Regions from separate parts of the Homo sapiens genome. Here region 1 is linked to region 2. A link is a contact called in ENCODE Hi-C or POLR2A ChIA-PET data. All regions are on one chromosome and are shown on one strand. The core of a region is the stretch at or near the end of the contact, and the rest is flanking DNA. Distances in the headings are between cores, read along the strand shown.

The links. A loop is a pair of places that touch in the nucleus more often than their neighbours do. ChIA-PET counts read pairs that join two places held with the same protein, here RNA polymerase II (POLR2A). Pooled maps may share reads with other maps.
Region 1: a map of ascending aorta shows a loop between it and region 2 (2.1-fold over the local background). The contact joins the promoter of LINC01936 here to the enhancer-like site in region 2. A Hi-C loop is called at or near these places in 13 of 168 maps with a recorded cell type or tissue (B cell, CD4-positive, alpha-beta T cell, CD4-positive, alpha-beta memory T cell and 7 more), 35 of 37 single-sample maps with no recorded cell type and 19 of 50 pooled maps. POLR2A ChIA-PET finds 5 or more read pairs at or near these places in 20 of 52 experiments (B cell, CD4-positive, alpha-beta T cell, CD4-positive, alpha-beta memory T cell and 14 more).

The regions. Positions count from the first base shown.
Region 1 is chr2:30,345,370-30,348,955 of GRCh38, reverse strand. It overlaps LINC01936 (long intergenic non-protein coding RNA 1936), which reads right to left and starts at 2,310. Exons shown (of 2, transcript NR_122048.1): 1 at 1,841-2,310.
Region 2 is chr2:30,273,385-30,276,652 of GRCh38, reverse strand. No RefSeq gene overlaps it. Among named protein-coding and RNA genes, the nearest start is that of LBH, 43 kb to the right of the region's middle. Within about 2 kb of position 1,757, at least 10 of the 41 ENCODE cell types and tissues checked have a DNase peak (open chromatin) inside an H3K27ac peak, as active enhancers do; they include ascending aorta, where a contact is called at or near this core.

The sequences.
Region 1 (3,586 bases), core at 1,061-3,560, 72 kb before region 2:
TCCCAACCTCCACACCAGGCACAGCCTGGGCCTCACTTGCTGACTCAGGCAGATGGCTTAACCTCTCTGTGCCTCTCTTTCTAACCTATAAAATGACGATTAAAATAATGCTTGTCTCAAGCACTGTTGGGAGAATGAAATGAGACTGTATGTGCAAAGGGCCAAGCACAGTGCCTGGTACTCGGTAGGGCCCTTTCTCCACTGCCTTTCCTATGTCCTCTAAAGGAGCTTCTTTCAGCGTGGTGGCTTAATGGAATGATTTCCATTCACTCTGTATCTGTGAGGATTCAAAGAATTACACCGAAGAGTCCTTGATGGGAGAGGGTTGGAGCAAAGGCGGGTTGAATTGCTCCATATAAAAGACTAACAGAAACTTCCAAGGGTCCTTGGAAGGTCAAAAGGAAAGAGGTATGATGATGTTGCCTCTTGAGGGATGGTAGAGTCTGGAAGAGGGGAGAAGAGGAGACAGTGTCTGTGGACAACATGGCAGTGGGTGGAACCGGGAGCACTAGAATGGCTGGCAGAGGAGGTCCCTGAGGAGGATTGGCCAAGGAAGCACAGGGCAGTGGTGTGAACTGTTCCCTCTCCTGTACTTCACAGTCATCGGTCATCCCCTGCTCCTACCAAAGGGTAAATGTTGGTTCCGTCAGCTGTCTCGGGTCAGTGCTTCTTTAGGGAGTATGGGGAGAGGGACACATCATGTGTGGGATGAGGCCGCATGGAAAGCAGACGACATCTGCAGGGGACACATCTATGAGGGTGTCTATCACAATTCTCCCAGTCTAAACAAGAAATGAGATTGGGAGACATGTTGCTCTGCAGAATTCCCAGGGGTTGGAACAGGAGGATGAAAAAAGGCTTGAAATTCTGACTGCAAGTGGGAAGAGAGCACCAGGCAGTTGACCCGGACGCTAAAGGAAAAGGTGAGCTCAGCGGCTTGAGGACTTGGTGACAGCCAGGAAGCAGCTCTTGGGGACCCTTTTGACTTAGCTCCTGATTCCCTGCCATGCTGGCGTGGTGCAATGCATTCAACAGATTCTCAATAAATCCCTAAAAATAAATTATGTCTTGCAGGGGCCATAGAGAGCCAGAATACTATGTAATATTATGCATGGGAGGAGCTGGTGCTGCAAACCAAAGTCAAACCATGCACAGGGAGCTTCGAAGGATCTTCTCCCTTTTCAGCCCCTGCTAGCTCAGTGGACTTTATCTCTTTCCTTCTTCCCTAGGCCTTTTCTCCTGAGTAAATTCTCTCCAGTGCCTGATAGCAGTTTGTAAACTTTTTCCCAGATGACTGCTCTCTATAATCTATAATTCTCATCAATTATATATGAAAATATACACCTATATCTAAGGACATATATATATATATTTATATATATAAAATATGTAAATATATTATATATAATGTATATAATTATATAGAGATATATTTTATCTTTCCTCTGTTCCTTTAAAGCAAATCACTCCCACTCCCACTGCCTTTTTTTTTTTTTTTTTTTTTTTTTGAGACAGGGTCCCGCTCTATTGACCAGGCTGGAATGCAGTGGTGCAATCATGCCTCACTGCAGCCTCTGCCTCCCCGGCTGAAGTGATCCTCCCACCTCGCCCTGCCAAGTAGCTGGGACTGCAGGCACGCACCATCACGTCGGGCTAATTTTTGTATTTTTTGTAGAGATGGGGTTTTGCCATGTTGCCCAGGCTGGTCTTGAACCCCTGACCTCAGGTGATCCACCCGCCTCGGCCTCCCAAAGTGTTGGGATTACAGGCGTGAGCCACCGCGCCCCACCTCCATCTTCTACATGAGGATAAGGAAGCTCTGAGAGGTTAAGTGACTTGCCTAAGGTCACTCAGCCAATGAATGGTGGAGCCCAGCACTTAGCTCAAGCCAGGCGGCGTCACCGCTCACTGCAGGCTGTTCCCACGTGGTCAGGCGCAGGGTCTTTCTGCCTCATCACTGAAGTGGGGACTTGAATACGGCTCTTCCTTTTCTTGCATCCTCCATGTGCCCTCCTGGTAAACCAGATCCCCACGGCCTCAGCCGCTCTTCATCGGCCTGACTTGGGCTTCCAGAGCCTGCCCAGCCCACGTGGGGCTGGTTTGGCAAAAACTGGGCTCTAGATTTTGCTTTAGCTGTTTTCTTTTCCACTTCATTGTTTCCGTGGGATGTCTGCCTTCCCAAAATAACACCGGGGCATTCCAGGTAAACTCAACATCCGACGAAAATCCCCATTCAGCGGCAAGTCCGAAGGGTCCTGGTTTTTGCTATTGTTTTCCTCCCTTCCTCTGGCTCAGGCGGGGTAGGCGTCTGGGACAGGTTCCCGGTGGAGCCTGGATGGAGGGGGAAGCAGGAGGAGGAGAGGAGGGGCTTGGCCAGCTCCAGCCAGCCAGCTGATACTCCCGCCCTCTGCGCTAGCACTGGAGGTAGCCCTGAGCTTTCCCTTCTCACTTTGCTGGGGAATGTTCAAAGGCCTGTAGGAAAAGAACTGGGCAGGGTCTTGTGCCCTACTTCACTTTTATCAGAGAAAGAAAATAAAACCAAGGTGGCCCCTAATTCTGCTCTGATTTCTGGAGGCAGCATGGATGATATCATGGAGAAGCACTGGCTTTGGATTAAGCCAGAGCTGGGCTGAATCCTGGCTCTGGTGCTTACCAGCTGTAAGCTGTAGCAGCTGTAAGTCCATAAACAGCTTATGTGTTCCTCTGAGCCTCCATTTCCTCATCAGTAAAATGGGAGTGATAGTGTCCCTATTAGAGCAATAAAGACAGATGAATTCAATGCCCCAAATAGGACCTGCCCCATAATAGGGGCTCAACCCATATAGAATAGTTTTCTCTGTACTTCCTAGGATATGGGAGGAGGGGGAGTTGCTTACTTCTTCTTTGCTTTTTTTTTTTTTTTTTTTTTTTTAAGACAGAGTCTTGCTCTGTCACCCAGGCTGGAGTGCAGTGGTGCGATCTTGGCTCACTGCAACCTCCGCCTCCCCGGGGGTTCAAGTGATTCTCATGCCTCAGCTTCCTGAGTAGCTGGGATTACAGGCATGCAGCGTCACTCCCAGCTCATTTTTTTTGTAATTTTAGTAGAGACATGGTTTCACCATGTTGGCCAGGCTGGTCTCGAACTCCTGACCTCAAATGATCCACCTGCCTCAGCTTCCCAAAGTGCTGGGATTACAGACAGGAGCCACCGCACCTGGCCTTCATTGCTTTTTGATGTCATTATTACCCAAGTGCTGAGAAGGTGCTGTTTAGAGGCCAACTTAGAGAAGTGGAAAAAGCAGAGAGAGTGTCGTCAGACAGGTAGGGCCCATGCCTTACTTGTTTATGTATGTACCCCTAACAGAATTTTGTAAAGCTATCCACTGTCTACCCCCAGCACATTTAAAAAATGAAGTTCAAAAGTTAAGTAGCTGCAAAAACTGTGGTTTCTGGCTTATTGTAAATATTGATATTTAAAACCTACTGTGACTTCACACTTTAAAATGGATCCAGTGGAATGTAACATCGACAATTTGGTAGCCCCTATCATCCATTTTAAAATTTATGAAAAAGCTGATTGGCATTCAGGAATTTTACATCTTTCTTT
Region 2 (3,268 bases), core at 508-3,007:
TGATTTTGCCCAGTGTGCCAGGAGTAGCAGTCCAGCCTGATAAGGAGGCAGGTGGGGCTGGGCCTAGGGTAAGGCAAGCCAGGCACCTGGCTCATAGCATTTAAGGAGGCATTCACTCTGGGGATCATGACAGTGCAGGCTCAGTACTTGCAGGAACCTAAAAATGAAAGCCTCTTTAAATCATGTGCCCTGGGTACCTCATTCTTCATAGGATGCTCATTTTCAGGGCAGAAACCATTATGACTTTTGGGGGCCCTAGGCACTTTTGCCTTTGTAGATTCCTTCCTCTATCTAAAAAATACCTATACATACACACACAAAATTATATTTTAGAACTGCATTGATATAGAGACAAATAATTCAAGCTGGATTTGATTTCTTTTTTCTGATTATAAAATACCTTAAAACATTTTCATAGGCTCTAAAACTATCATGGGTCCTGGCACTGCTACTGCAGCTGGTAGACAAATTCACCATGGCAAGGGGTCACCCAAACCTGAGAGGGAGTCCTCCTGTTGTTTCCACACTAGGTGTTTCACTTGCCTCACCCTAGTCCCAACCCTGGGCACAGGAATCTCTAAGTTAGCAAACTTCATTGAGGGAATTCATTTCCTGCACTTTTCTGAGCTTCAAATTCTTTATGTTTAAAATGGTTATAATAAAGTAGGAGTTGTTTATCACCATATAAATAAGAAAATATAATAAAATTGGGCCAGGCACGGTGGCTCATGCCTATAATCCCAGCACTTTGGGAGGCCGAGGCGGGTGGATCATGAGGTCAGGAGATTGAGACCATCCTGGCTAACACGGTGAAACCCCATCTCTACTAAAAATACAAAAAATTAGCCGGGCATGGTGGCGGGCACCTGTAGTCCTAGCTACTTGGGAGGCTGAGGCTGGAGAATGGTGTGAACCCGGGAGGCAGAGCTTGCAGTGAGCCAAGATCGCACCACTGCACTCCAGCCTGGGCAACAGAGCGAGACTCTGTCTCAAAAAACAAAAAAAAAGAAAATATAATAAAATTACCACAAGATCCAGCAATTCCACTCATAGATATCTACTGAAAAGAATAAAAAGTAGAAACTCAGACAGATACCAGACACCAATGTGCACAGCAGCACTATTCACCACAGCCAAAAGGTGGAAATGACCCAAATGTCCATTGACAGACGAATAGACAAACACAATGTAATCTCTACATACAATGGAATATTATTCAGCCATAGGGAAGAATGAAATTCTGATACATGCCACAACATGAATAAGCCCAAACACATTACACTAAATGAAATGAACCGTACTCGAAAGTCCAAATATTGTATGATTTCACATATGTGAGTTACCTATGTTAGGCAAATTCAGAGAAACAGAAAGTAATTGAGCTTCTGTTTGGAATGATGCAAAAGTTCTGAAAATGGATAGGGGTGACAGTTGCACAAGTTGTGAATGTACTTAATGTCACCAAATTTTACACTTAAAAATAGTTAAAATGGTAAATTGTATGTATATTTTCCACAATAAAAAAAGAGAATGCCTTATCGGCATAAGCGCTTTATATAGGGTAAAAAGGCACACAGACGTAAGAAATCTTTATTGTCCCCATTGACAATTACCATATTGCTGTGGTGAATAAGTCTTCCAAAGTTCACAGACAGATTGGCAGGCATAAAACTGCTATGTAAACACAGCCTTCTCCAGCCCAGACTTGTTGCTCACCACCCACTATGGCCTGCAGATTTGATGACCAAGTTGATGAATGGACGATAGCCAAGATTCTTGAAGCTCTGGGTGGCACAGGGCGTACACTTCCTGGAAACCTGTCATTCCTTGCTGTCTGACAGCATTCTCTTTGGGGGCCAGAGATTATGGTTTTGGCCGAGACATCTAAGATAGTCCTGGTATTGGTAGCATAAGGAGTGACCCACGAGAGGCCAAGTTACCCACCAGGCCCTGACAGTGCACTTTGTACTGACGTTGGCCTGATCCAATTTCCTGGTTTGGAAAGAATGTTCTGATCTCTGAATAAACTGAAAGGGGAGCTTCATTTTGACCTGGGACAGGGACCTGTAGGTCTCAGTGTCTGAGCTACTTCTTTTTCCACTGAGCAAATCCTACTTTCAAAGATGAAGTCTTAAAAAACCACAGAAGAGGTGATGGGGTGGGGGGACCCCCGGGACCAAAGGGCCCTTTATAAACAAATTCACTCCAGGGTTTCTTCAGTAACAAGTCTGTCAGGCCGGGTGCGGTGGCTGACGCCTGTAATCCCAGCACTTTGGGAGGCCAAGGCAGGCGGATCACAAGGTCAGGAGATCGAGACCATCCTGGCTAACATGGTGAAACCCCGCCTCTACTAAAAATACAAAAAATTAGCCGGGTGAGGTGGCGCACGCCTGTAGTCCCAGCTACTCGGGAGGCTGATGCAGGAGAATGGCGTGAACCAGGGAGGCAGAGCTTGCAGTGAGCAGAGATCGCGCCATTGCCCTCCAGCCTGGGCAAGAGAGCGAGACTCCGTCTCAAAAAAAAAAAAAAAAAAAAAGTCTGTCTAGTGCTAGCTGAGTTTTGGGGATGCCCTGCCTCTCATGGGAGCCTATGGACTCCCTGGAATTTGTAAGCCTATGTTGGTATTTGCAGAGAGAAAATCCATAGTTTCCATCAGATTCTCAAAGGGAATCTTTGAGACCCCCAAACTGCTTTAAAACCACTGTTCCTGTGAATTTAAGATGTGATCATTCCTAGTTTTCAGGGGACATATAGATTGGCCAAACCAGATAATGAACCACACACATCTGGTGGCAGACAAGGTGCAGTGTTTCCGTGGGGCAGGGGTCGGGGGTTACCGCTGAACCCTCCTACCTCTTCTCCTAAATGAAGTGATTCATTTTTGAACAAACTATGACCATGAAGCTGTTGTTTCACATCTGTGCAAAAATGCTGGCCCCAAGTGACAGCAAAATCTCCTTGTTGACCATGACTCCTCCTCACTCAGCCAGATTTTGGTATGTGTGTGTAAATGACACACCCAAGTCAACAATTCAGAAAAGAGTCTGAAACAATTGCTCCTAGAAGAGACCCTCCAGGCCTTGCTGATCCCTTTAATAGCTCCTTGTGGTCTACTGTAAGCCCCCAAACAGAGTCTTGGTTGATCTGCAGAGTCTTTTGGCCAGGCTGGCAAGCAACAGGCAGATGGCAGCTCGCCGGTCCCTGCAAGGGAGGGTACGTGATGAGGAGAAGGGTCATAATGAATGGGTAATTTAAAGGCTCTGAAGAA